Linked DNA regions of Homo sapiens: region 2 is linked to region 1. Evidence: read pairs that join two places in POLR2A ChIA-PET (ENCODE). Cell type or tissue: PC-9. All regions are shown on one strand. Links, peaks and the distances in the headings refer to the core of each region. The heading gives the core; the rest is flanking DNA.

Evidence for each region. Peaks named below come from ENCODE experiments on the same cell type or tissue, not always from the same donor. Only the 100,000 strongest peaks of a DNase experiment are listed, where the experiment ranks them.
Region 2: POLR2A ChIA-PET joins it to region 1 with 18 read pairs; 13 of 35 experiments call an interaction of 5 or more read pairs at or near these places.

What each region holds. Positions count from the first base shown.
Region 1 is chr15:44,544,030-44,546,529 of GRCh38, forward strand. All of the region lies in intron 2 of EIF3J (eukaryotic translation initiation factor 3 subunit J), which reads left to right. Among named protein-coding and RNA genes, the nearest start is that of EIF3J, 8.1 kb to the left of the region's middle. In PC-9, for the core only: CTCF peaks have their summits at 2,026 and 2,228; no DNase peak of the experiment used is centred there; H3K27ac peaks cover 525 bases.
Region 2 is chr15:44,698,739-44,709,666 of GRCh38, forward strand. All of the region lies in intron 3 of PATL2 (PAT1 homolog 2), which reads right to left. Among named protein-coding and RNA genes, the nearest start is that of PATL2, 7.1 kb to the right of the region's middle. In PC-9, for the core only: no CTCF peak of the experiment used is centred there; a DNase peak (open chromatin) is centred at 8,703; H3K27ac peaks cover 1,355 bases.

The DNA of each region.
Region 1 (2,500 bases), core at 1-2,500:
TCCTTCTTGACCTCTTACTACCAGAGGCTTGCAGACCAGTTTTTTTCTTTTTTCTTTTCTTTTCTTTTCTTTTTTTTTTTTTTAGACGGAGGCCTTCTCTATCACCCAGGCTGGAGTGCAGTGGCGTGATCTCGGCTCACTGCAACCTCTGCCTCCCGGGTTCAAAGTGATTCTTGGGCATCAGCCTCCCGAGTAGCTGGGACCACAGGTGCACACCACCACGCCCTGCTAATTTTTTTTGTATTTTTAGTAGAAACAGGGGTTTGCCATGTTGGCCAGGCTGGTCTTGAACTCCTGAACTCAGGTATTCCACCCACCTTGGCCTTCCAAAGTGTTGGGATTACAGGCGTGAGCCAACTCATCTGGCCCAGTTTCTTAAATTAGTAGAAAACTGGCCAGGCGTGGTGGCTCACACCTGTAATCCCAACACTTTGGGAGGCTGAGGTGGGTGGATCACCTGAGGTCGGGAGTTCAGGACCAGCCTGACCAACATGGAGAAACCCATCTCTACTAAAAATACAAAATTAGCCAGTTCGTGGTAGCACATGCCTGTAATCCCAGCCACTTGGGAGGCTGAGGCAGGAGAATCGCTTGAACCCAGGAGGCAGAGGTTGCGGTGAGCTGAGATCGTGCCATTGCACTCCAGCCTGGGCAATAAGAGCAAAACTCCATTTAAAAAAAAAAAAAAAAAAAAAGGTGGGAGGGGCCAGGCACGCCTGTAATCCCAGCACTTTGGGAGGCTGAGGTGGGTGGATCACGAGGTCAAGAGATCAAGATTATCCTGGCCAACATGGTGAAACCCGGTCTCTACTAAAAACACAAAAATTAGCTAGGCATGGTGGTGCATACCTGTAGTCCCAACTACTCAGGAGGCTGAGGCAGGAAAATTGCTTGAACCTAGGAGGCGGAGGTTGCAGTGAGCTGAGATTGCGCCACTGCACTCCAGCCTGGCGACACAGTGAGACTCCATCTCAAAAAAAAAAAAAAGATCAGTAGAGAACCACTACAGGCAATTTAAGGTGAGAAGTTTGGTAACCAGTATACCTCTAGCTGGGCATATCTTAATATGTGTAATAATCCTTCTCTTTATGAGATTCCCAGAGTTCCCAGGAGAGGGACTTAGTTCCCAGTTAGTTATTTTATACTTCAGGACTCAGGGAAGAAGTCATATTTACTATAATACTATTTTTATTTTTATTATTTTGCATTGGAATTGCATTGGAATTGCTTTATTCCAGCGAATTAAATTGTTTACCAGACTGTGAATTTTGTAAGCAAGTGTTTAAAACATGCTTTTTAAAGACCTTCCTTAACATTGTGTTTAAAGCCTTAAATGAAGCTGTTTACATGTATACATTTAAAGGATGTATCTCAGCATGTTACTCTAAAGATGTGTTGTAAGCTGCTTTATTACAGTGAATTGAACTCTACTAAACCGTGAACTTTGTAAGCAAGTGTTTAAAACATGCTTTTTAAAAAAGTAAATCATTTTATTTTCAATAAAAAGGTCAGTCAAATGTTTAGTTATTTAAAACTTTTTTAAAATTAGTTTTTATAATTGGCAAATAATGTACATATTTATGGGGTATATTGTGATGTTTCAATGCATGTATACATTGTAATTACCATTTCATCACTTTAAACATTTATCATTTCTTTGTGGTGTTAACATTCAAAATTTTCTTATGGAACTATCTTGAAATATATAACATTGTTATTAGCTATAATCACCGTACTGTGTAATAGAACACCAGAACTTATTCTTCTAACTGTAACTTTATACCTATGACACTTTAAAGAACTTTGGTCCATTCAGAGCAGGTCCCTTAGTTTTTCACTGAGATTGTGGGTTGGCTATGTCTGGGCCTGGGTTTCCTTTTCTTTAAAATGGGGGAATAACACTACCTTCTTACAGGACTGTTGTGAGAATTAACCTTGTTACTACACCTGTTTCTCAGAAGGGTTTTAAATATGCATCTTCTGGAAGTAAGCAAATGGTCCTCCTATCTGAAACACTGCCCCCTATCACTCACAGATCCAGCCTTCCTGTGTTCTGTGAAGATTTAAACAACAAAAAATGCCTAGTAATTCACTTTTATTTTTAGCTCTTTGGTTCCTTTTGTACTGTGATGTATAGCACTTAGCAAACTAACGGCGAAATACAAACGTTTGATCTCTAATTTCTAACTCTAGTATCACAGTTACTCAAATAATGACTAGCTGGTTTGCTTTCAATCTGTTAAAACTGCGAGCTGTGGGTTAAATTGCTGAAGTAAGATGAATATAAAAATACACTTACTTTTTAATACAAAGTTCCTTTAATTATGCTTGCAGACTGTATGACAGCCTTAATCAGGATGTTGAATTTTTAATTTCTTTACTGGACTTAGAGATTTTTATTAAGAACCAAGGCTTGGTTAGTTTATATTCCTAGACTGATACAAATTTGTGATCTGTCGTGTTATGAAACCAGAAGCTTGGTGTCATATTGTGGCATATT
Region 2 (10,928 bases), core at 7,419-9,918, 160 kb after region 1:
TTTCTTTTGCGTATATACCCAGGAGTAGGATTGCTGGATCATATGATTGCTGTATTTTTAGTTTTTTGAGGAACCTCCAAGCTGTTCTCCCTAGTGGCTATACTAATTTCCATTCCCACCAACAGTGTATGAAGGTTCCCCTTTTCTTCACATCCTCACCAGCATTCATTATTGTCTGTCCTTTGGATAAAAGCCATTTTAATGAGGGTGAGCTGATATCTCATTGTAGTTTTGATTTGCATTTGTCTGATGATCAATGATGGTGAGCACCTTCTCAGATACCCGTTTGCCATTTGTATGTCTTCTTTTGAGAAATGCCTATTCAGATCTTTTGCCCATTTTTAAAATTGGATTAGTAGATTTTTTTCCTATAGAGTTGTTTGAGCTCATTTTATATTTTTATTATTAATACTTGTGAGATGGATTTGTTTGTAAATATTTCCTCCCATTCTGTAGGCTATCTCTTCTCTTTGTTGATTGTTTCTTTTGCTGTGCAGAAGCCTTTAAGGGTATTACTCAAGAAATTTTTGCCCAGTCTAATGTCCTGGAGAGTTTCCACAATGTTTTCTTTTAGCAGTTTCATAGCTTGAGGTCTTAGATTTAAGTCTTTTTATTTTCTTTATGAGACAGGGTCTCACTGTGTCACCCAGGCTAGAGTGCAGTGGTCTCAGCTCACTACAACCTCCACCTCCTAGCTTAAAGTGATTCCCATGCCGCAGTCTCTTGAGTAGCTGGGATTACAGGTGTGCATCAACATGCCCAGCTAATTTTTTGTATTTTTAGTAGAGACAGGGTTTTACCATGTTGGCCAGGCTGGTCTCAAACTCCTGGTCAAGAGATCCACCCACCTTGGCCTCCCAAAGTGCCAGGATTACAGGTGTGAGCCACCATGCCCAGCCAGATTTAAGTCTTTATTCCATTTTTATTTGATTTTTGTATATGGTGAGAGATAGTGGTCTAGTTTCATTCTTCTGCATATGGATATCCAGTTTTCCCAGCACCATTTATTGAAGAGAGTGTCCTTTCTCCAATGTAGGTTTTTGACAACTTTGTTGAAAATAAGTTTACTGTAGATGTATGGATTTGTTTCTGGGTTCTCTATTCTGTTTCATTGGTTTATGTGTCTGTTTTTATGCCAGTATCATGCTCTTTTGGTTACTGCAGCTTTGTAGTATAATTTGAAGTCAGGTAATGTGATTCTTCAGTTTTGTTCTTTTTGCTCAAGATAGTTTTGGCTGTTCTGGGCCTTTTGTGGTTCCATATAAATTTTAGGATTTTTTTTCCATTTCTGTGAAGAATGTAATTGGTATTTTGATAGGGTTTACATTGAATCTGTAGATTGCTTTAGGTAGTATAGATATTTTAACATATTGAGTCTCCCAATCCATGAACATGGAATATCTTTCCATTTTTTTGTGTCCTCTTCAATTTCTTTCATCAGTGTTTTATAGTTATCATCGTAGAGATCTTTTACTTCTTGGTTAAGAAGGTATTTAATATTAGGTATTTAAATTTAATATTATTTGTAAAATAAATGACTGTACGTTGATTTTCTTTTTATTTTCTTTCTTTTTGTTTTTTGAGATGGAGCCTCACTTTGTCACCTAGGCTGGAGTGCAGTGGTGCCATCTTGGTTCACTGCAGCCTCCACCTCCTGGGTTCAAGTGATTCTCCTGCCTCAGCCTCCCTAGTAGCTGAGACTACAGGTATGTGCCACCACACCTCGCTAATTTTTGTATTTTTAGCAGAGATGGGGTTTCACCATATTGGCCACACTGGTCTTGAACTCCTGACCTCAAGTGATCAGCCCACTTTGGCCTCCCAAAGTGCTGGGATTACAGCTGTGAGCCACCATGCCTGGCCTGTATGTTGACTTTGTATCCTCCAACTTTACTGAATTTGTTTATCAGTTCTAATAGTTTTTTGGTGGAGTCCTTAGGTTTTTTTCAAATATAAGATCATATCATCTGCAAATAAGGATAATTTGACTTCTTCCTTTCCAGTTTGGATGCTCTTTATTTCTTTCTCTTGTCTGATTACTCTAGCTAGGACTTCCAGTACTGTTTTGAATAATAGTGGTGGAAGTGGGCATCTTTGTCATGTTCCAGATCTTTGAGAAAAGGCTTTAGGTTTTCCCCTAATTCACTATGATACTAGCTGTGGGTTTGTCATATAGCTTTTACTGTGTTGAGGTATGTTCCTTCTATGTCCAGTTTTTGGGGGGGGTTTTATCATGAAGGGATGTTGAATTTTATCAACTGTTTTTTCAGCATCAGTTGAAATGATCATATGGTTTTTGCCCTTCATTCTGTTGATATGATATATCACATTGATTGATTTGTGTATGTTCAACCATCCTTGCATCTCTGGGATAAATCCCACTTGGTCATGATGAATGATTTTTTTTTTCCATTGGAAAGATATTGCAGATGAGATGAATAATCACTTTAATGTGTTGTTGAATTCAGTGTGCTAGTATGTTGCTGAGGATTTTTGCATCAGGGATATTTGCCTGTAGTTTTTTTTTTTTTATGTGTCTGTCTAGTTTTGGCATCAAGGTAATACTGGCCACGTAGATGAGTTTGAAAATACTCCCTCCTCCTCTATTTTTCAGAATAGTTTGAGTAGGGTTGGTGTTTTGGGTCTTTCTTGCATTGCTATAAAGAAATAACTGAGGCTGGGCATGGTGGCTCATGCCTGTAATCCCAGCAGTTTGGGAGGCTGAGGAAGGCAGATCACTTGAGGCCAGGAGTTTGAGACCAGCCTGGCTAACATGGTGAAACCCTATCTCTACTAAAAATATGAAAATTAGCTGGGTGTGGTGGTACATGCCTGTTCTTTCAGCTACTCAGGAAGCTGAGGCATGAGAATTGCTTGAACCCAGGGGGTGGAGGTTGCAGTGAGCTGAGATTATTGCACCACTGCCCTCCAGCCTGGGTGACAGAGTGAGACCCTGTCTCAAAAAAAAAAAAAAAAAAAAAAGAGAAATACCTGAGTCTGGGAAATTTACAAAGAAAAGAGTTTTAATTGGCTTATGGTTCTGTAGGCTGTACAAACATAGTGCTGGCATCTGCTCAGCTACTGGGGAGACCTCAGGGAGCTTTTACTCATCGCAGAAGGGTGCCAGGCACTTCACATGGTAAGATTTGGAGCAAGAGGTGGTGGGGGGAGGTGTCACATTTTACCAACAACCAGATCTCTCAAGAATGCACTCACTATTGTGAGGACAGCACCAAGCCATGAGGGATCTGCCCCCATGATCCAAACACCTATCACCAGGCCCCACCTCCAATACTAGGGATTACAATTCAACATGAGATTTGGGTAGGGACAAATATTGAAACTATATCAGTTGGTATTAGTTCTTCTTCATATGTTTAGTAACATTTAGCAGTGAAGACATAGAGTCCTGGGCTTTCATTTGTTACTTGTTATTGGTCTGTTCTGGTTTTGGATTTCTTCAAGGTTCGATCTTGGCAGGTTGTATGTGTCTAGGAATGTATCCATTTCTTCTAGGTTTTCCAATTTATTGGCATGTAGTTGCTCATAGTAGCCTCTAATGATCGTTTGAATTTCTTTGATATTGGTTGTAATGTTTCCTTTTTCATCTCTGATTTTATTTATATGAGTCTTCTCTCCTTTTTTTCTTAGCGAGTCTGGCTAAGGAATTGTTGATTTTTGTCTTTAAAAAAACAACTTTTCTTTTTGTTGATCTTTTCTATTGTTTCCTTCATTTCAATTTCATTTATTTTTGCTCTCATCTTTATTATTTCTTTCCTTCTAATAATTTTGGGTTTGGCTTGCTCTTGCTTTTCTAGTTCTTTGAAATGCATCATTATGTTGTTTATTTGAAGTTTTTCTGTTTTTCTTTTTTAATGTAGGTGCTTATGGCTATAAACTTTCTTCTTATTACTGCCTTCTCTGTATCCCATAGGTTTTGGTATATTGTGTTTCCATTATCATTTGTTTCCAGAATTTAAAAAATTTCCTTCTTAATTTCTTTGTTGACCCACAGTCACTTAGGAGCATATTTTAATTTCCATATATTTGTATGGTTTCAAACATTCCTCTTGTTATTGATTTCTAGTTTTTTTCCATTGTGGTCAGAGAAGATATTTGATATAATTCCAATTTTTTAAGACTTATTTTGTGGTCTAACATATGGTCTATCCTTGAGAATGATCCATGTGCTGAGGAGAAGAATGGGTATTCTGTAGCCATTGGATAAAATGTTCTGTAAATATCTATTAGATCTGGCCAGGCACGGTGGCTCATGCCTGTAACTCCAGCACTTTGGGAGGCCAAGGCAGGTGGATCACAAGGTCAGGAGATCAAGACCATCCTGACTAACGTGGAGAAACCCCATCTGTACTAAAAATACAAAAAAATTAGCTGGGCATGGTGGTGAGCACCCGTAGTCCCAGCTACTCAGGAGGCTGAGGCAGGAGAATGGTGTGAACCTGGGAGGTGGAGCTTGCAGTAAGCTGAGATCACACCACTGCACTCCAGCCTGGGCAACAGAGCAAGACTGCATCTCAAAAAAGAAAAAATCTATTAGAGCCATTTGATCTATAGTGCAGATTAAGTCTGATGTTTCTTTGTTGATTTTCAGTCTGGATGATCTGTCCAATGCTGAAAGTGGGGTGTTGAAGTCTCCAGCTATTATTGTATTGGGGTCTATCTCTCTCTTTAGCTCTAATAATATTTACTTTATATAGCTGGGTGCTCCAGTTGGAATGCATATATTTTTACAATTGTTATATACTCTGGCCGAATTAACCTCTTTTCATTATATAATGACCTTCTTTGTCTCTTTTTATAGTTTTTGTCTTGAAATCTATTTTGTCTGATGTAAGCATAGCTATTCATGATCCTTTTTGGTTTCCATTGGAATGGAATATATTTTTCTATCCCTTTGTTTTAGTCTATGTGTGTCTTTATGGGTGAAGTGTGCTCCTTGTAGGCAACAAATCACCGGGTCTTGCTTTTTTTTTTTTTTTTTTTTTTTTTTTTTAAATCCATTCAGCCACTCTATGTCTTTTGAATGGAGAGTTTAGTCCATTTAGATTCAATGTTATTATTGATAAGTAAGGACTTACTCTTGCCATTTTGTTATTTGTTTTCTAGTTGTTTTGTGGTCCTCTGTTCCTTCCTTCTTTTGTTCCTGTCTTCCTTTCTGTGAAGGTGATTTTCTCTGGTAGTATTTAAAAATTTCTTGCTTTTTATTTTTTGTGTATCTGTTGTATGTTGTTTTGGGGACTTTTTTTGAGATGGGGATCTCGCTTTGTCACCCAGGCTGGAGTGCAGTGGTGCGATCTTGGCTCACTGCAACCTCTGCCTTTCAGGCTCAAGTGATCTGCCCATCTCAGCCTCCCAAGTAGTTGGGACCACAGGTGAGTGCCACTATGTCTGGCTAATTTTTTTTTTTTTTTTTTGGTAGAGACAAGCACTTTTGTAGAGACAGCACTTTCACCACCGTGTTTTCCAGGCTGGTTTCAAACTCCTGAGCTCAAGCCAAAGGCCTGCTTTGGCCTCCCAAAGTGCTAGGATTACAAGTGGGAGCCACCACTCCTGGCCCCTGTTGTATGCTTTTTTATTTCAGGTTACCATAAGGCTTGTATTTAATATTTTATAACCCATTATTTATTTTATTATTTTTGGCATATTCACAACATAACCCATTATTTTAAACCAATGAAAACTTACCACTGATTACATAAATAAAGAAGCAAAGAAAAAATTAATAAAAACTCTACATTTTAACTTTGTCCTCCTGCTTTTTAATTCTTTGTTGTTTGTGTTTGTGTCATATTGTACTGTCTATGTCTTGAAAAGTTGTTATAGTTATTAGTTTTGACTGGTTCAGCTTTTGGTCTTTCCACTCAAGATATGAGTAGTTTACATACCATGATTACAGTGTTACAATATTCTGTTTTTTTTCTGTGTACTTCCAATTACCAGTGAGTTTTACACCTTCAAATTATTTTTCATTGCTCATTAATGTCCTTTTCTTTCTGATTAAAGAACTCCCTTCAGCATTTCTTGTAGGACAGGTCTGGTGTTGATGAAATCCCTCAACTTTTGTTTGTCTAGGAAAGTCTTTATTTCTCCTTCATATTTTCAAGGATATTTATTTCTCCTTCATATTTCAAGGATATTTCCACTGGAAAGTCTGCTGCCAGACATATCAGAGCTCCATGGTATGTTATTTGTTTATTTTCTGTTGCTGCTTTTAGGATCCTTTCTGTATTCTTGACCTTGGGAGTTTGTTTATTAAATGTTTTGAGGTCATCTTCTTTGGGTTGAATTTGTTTGGTGTTCTATAACCTTCATATACTTGAATATTGATATCTTTCCCTAGGTTTGGGAAGGTCTTTGTTACTATCACTTTGAATAAACTTTCTACCCCATCTCTCTCTCTACCTCCTCTTTAAGGCCAATAACTCTTTTTTTTTTCTTTTTGAGACAGAGTCTCACTTTGTTGTCCAGGCTGGAGTGCAGTGCTGTGATCTTGGTTCACTACAGCCTCCACTTCCCAGGTTCAAGCAATTCTCCTGCCTCAGCCTCCAGAGTAGCCGGGATTAAAGGCGCCTGCTGCCACGTCCAGCTAATTTTTGTATTTTAGTTGAGACGGGGTTTCACGATGTTGGCGAGGCTGCTCTCGAACTCCTGACCTCATGATCTGCCCACCTTGGCCTCCCAAAGTGCTGGGATTACAGGAGTGAGCCACTGCACCTGGCTGCAGCCAGTAACTCTTAAATTTGCCGTTTTGAGGCTATTTTCTAGATCTTGTAGGCATGCTTCATTCTTTTTTATTCTTTTTTCTTTTGTCTCTTCTGATTATATTTTCAAATTGCCTGTCTTCAAGCTCACTAATTCTTTCTTCCACTTGATCAGTTCTACTGATAAGAGAGTCTGATGCACCCTTATGTATGTCAGTATCATTTTTCAACTCCATAATTTTTGCTTGATTCTTTTTAGTTATTTTAATCTCTTTGTTAAAGTTATATGATAGGATTCTGAATTCCTTCTCTGTGTTAGCTTTAATTTCTTTGAGTTTCCTCAAAACATTGTTTTTTTTTAGACAGAGTCTTGCTCAGTTGCCCAGGCTGGAGTACAGTGGTATGATCTTGGCTCACTGAATCTCCGCCTCCCAAGTTTAAGCAATTCTCCTGCCTCAGCCTCCTGAGTAGCTGGGATTACAAGCATATGCCACCACGCCCAGCTATTTTTGTATTTTTAGTAGAGATAGGGTTTCACCATGTTGGCCAAGCTGGTCTTGAACTCCTGAGCTCAAGTGATCTACCCACCTTGGCCTCCCAGAATGTTGGGATTACAGGTGTGAGCCACCGTGCCTGACCAAAACAGCTATTTTGAATTCTGTTTCAAAGGTCACATATCTCTGTTTCTCTGGGATTGGCCTCTGGTGCCTTATTCATTTGATGAGGTCATGTTTTCCTGGCTGGTCCTGATGCTTGTGGATGTTCATCAGTGTCTGAGTTAAATATTTATTATAGTCTTTGCAGTCTGGGCTGTTTGTATCTGTCCTTCTTGGGAAGGCTTTCCAGGAATTCAAAGGAACTTGGGTGTTGTGATCTAAGTTTTTGGTCACTGCAGCTGTATCTGCATTAGAGGGCACACCAAGCACAGAAATGCTGTGGCTCTTTCACAGTCTGTTGTATCTTTTTTGATTTGAGGTTACCATGAGGTTTGCAGATAATATTTTATCACTCATTATTTTAAACTGCTGACAACTTAACACTGATTACTCATAGAGGCACTGCCATGGTGGTCTTGGATAAGATCTGGAAGAATTCTCTGGATTACCAGGCAGAGACTCTTATTGTCTTCCCTTATTTTCCCCCAGGCAAAGTCTGTCTTTCTGTGATCAGCTGCCTGGAGTTGGGGGAGAAGTGACACAAACACCCCTGTGACCACCACTGGGACTGTGCAGGGTCAGACGTGAAGCCAGCATAGTACTGGGTCTTGCCCAAGGCCTATGGTAACCACCGCCTGGCTACTACCTATGTTCACTCAAGGCCCTATGGCTCTAAAATCAGCAGGTGGCAAAGCCAGCCAAGCTTATGTCCCTCTCTTTAGGGTGGCAAGTTTCCCCCAGCCTGGGGTGAATCCAGAGATGCCTTCCAGGAACTGGGGCCTAGTCAGAAACCTTAGGAATCTACCTGGTACTCTATTGCACTGAGGCTGAACTGGCACCCAAGCCACAAGACAAAGTCCTTCCCACTTTTCCCTCCCCTTTCCACAAGCTGAGGAGTCTCTTGCCATGGCCACTTCCACCCCAGGCCTGTGGTGGGTACTGTCTGGCTACTGCTGATGTATACTCAAGGCCCAAGGGCTCTGCAGTAAGCTTGTGGTGAACGCTGCCCAGCCTGGGACTCACCCTTCAGGGAAGCAGGCTCCCCTCTGGCCCAGAGCAGGTCCAGGAATGCTATCTAAGAGCCAAAGCCTGGAATCAGGGACCTTAAGAGGCCACTTGGTATTCTAACCCCACAGTGGCCAAGTCCCCTTTACTCTTTCCACTTCTTTTCTCAAGCAGAAGGAATTTCTCCCCATAGCCACCACAGCTGTAATGTGCTGGGTCACACCTTAAGCCTGCACGTCTCTGAGTCTCACCCAAAGCCCATGATGAGTACTACCTGGCTACTTCTGATTATTCAGGGCCAAAGGGCTCTTTAGTCAGCTGGTGAGGAATCCTGCCAGGACTGGTCCTTCCCTTCAAGGCAGCAGGTTCCCTTCTGGCCCAGGGTGTGGCTAGAAATGTCAGCTTGGAGCTATGGCCTGGAATGTGGGCCTCAGGACTTTGCCTGGTGCCCTATCCTACTGCAGCTGAGCTGGTATCCAATGCAAGACAAACTCATCTTTGTTCTTCCCTCTCCTCTTCTCAAGCAGAGGAAAGAAGTCTCTCTCTGAGCTTTGAGCTGCCCTGCCTGGGGTTGGGAGAGGGGTGGTGCAAGCAATCCCTTGGCCATCCCAGCTAGTGTCTCACTAGGTTGTGTGCCCCCCACATTCACTGGCTCTGAGCCCAGCACAGCACCAGGACTTACCCAGGAATTGCCATCCTTGTGGCCTAGACTGCCTTTCAAGTTTATGTAGAACCTCAGAGCACTTCAGCCCATGGTGGGGAGGCTTACTGGAACTCAGGTTCCCACTGCTGGGATGGGTGATTTGCCTCTAGCTAGGGCTGGTCTAAATGATCCCTCCATGGGACCTGGGTGAGTTCTTCCCAGTGTTGCTTTGTGCTATGACTGGGCAGCACTGAGTTCCAATGCAAAGTCTGAAAATCACTGCACTCTTCCTCTCCCAGAAGCACACATTCTCTCTCCATGCCAGGTGGCCGCTGCCGGCGAATGGGGGAGAGATAGCATTTAGCAATTCAAGACTGTCTTACCCTCTTCAGTTACTCTTTCAGTGATACGAAGTTAAAACCAGGTACTGTGATCACTCACCTGATTTTTGGTTCTTATGAAGGTGCTTTTTTTTGTGTGGATCATTATTCAATTTGGTGTTCCTGCAGGGAGCAGGATTAGTGGAGGCGTCTATTCAGCCATCTTGCTCCACCTCCCCTAGCTATGTCCTTTTAAATATTTATAATCGACATACAATATATTACACTTAAAGTATACAATAAGTTCTAAAATATAACTGAAATCATCATCGAACTCTAGATAATTAACATATCCATCAACCCTAAAGTTTCCTCATGTTTAGATGATCTCCTTTCCCTCTAGAAACCACTCATCTACTTTCTGTCATATAGATTATAGTTTGCCTTTTCTGGAGTTTTATATAAACAGAATCATATAGTATATGTTCTTTTCTGTCTGACTTCTTTTATTTACCATGATTATTTCATCCATGTTACATGTATCAACAGTTTATTCCTTGTTTGTTGATGATAGTATTTCATTGTATGGATATATACTCCAATGGGTTTATTCATTTACCTGTTGATGTATGTTGGATCGTTTCTAGTTTTCAGCTATCACAAATAAAACTGCTATAAACATTAAACATTAATGTCCAAGTCTTTGTATAGACATATGCTTTCATTTTCTCTTGGGCAAATACCTTGGGTGGAGTGGCTGGATATTATGGCCAGTGTATGTTTAACTTTATAAAGAGCTGTCGAAGTGTTTTCCTTTTTCTTTTTTCTTTTTGAGATGAAGTCTTGCTCTGTTGCCCAGGCTGGAGTGCAGTGGTGCAATCTCGGCTCATTGCAACCTCTGCCTCCCAGGTTCAAGCAATTCTCCTGCCTCAGCCTCCTGAGTAGTTGGGGTTACAGATGCCTGCCACCATGCCTAGCTAATTTTTGTATTTTTAGTAGAGACAGGGTTTCACCATGTTGGCCAGGCTGGTCTCAAACTCCTGATCTCAAGTGATCTGCCCGCCTTGACCTCCCAAAGTGCTCAGATTACAGGTGTGAGCCACCACATCCAGCCCCAAATTGTTTATACCATTTTATATTCCTACCAGGATTGTATGAGAGTTCCAGTTCTTCTAAATTCTTGCCAACATTTACTACTTTGAATAAATGTTCATTGTAAAAAAATTTTAAGAGGGTTATATAGGGGAAAAAAAGGCCGCTATTAATCTGTTAATTGCACTACTGGGAGATAAAGCTATTAAACTGTCATATTTGTGGCTGGGCGTGGTAACACATGCTTGTGATCCTAGCACTTTAGGAGGCTGGGGAAGGAGGATCACTTGAGACCAGGAGTTCGAGACCAGCCTGGGCAACACAGCAAGACTCTGTCTCCACAAAAATATTAAAAATTAAAAAAAAAAGAAATTGTCATGTTTGTAGACTTCCCAAATTTGCCATCCTAGGCAAACAGTGCTCTTGTTTTTAAACAAATAGTTGTATACATAATTTTCCCCCTCACTATTCAAAACATGTCATAAATGGT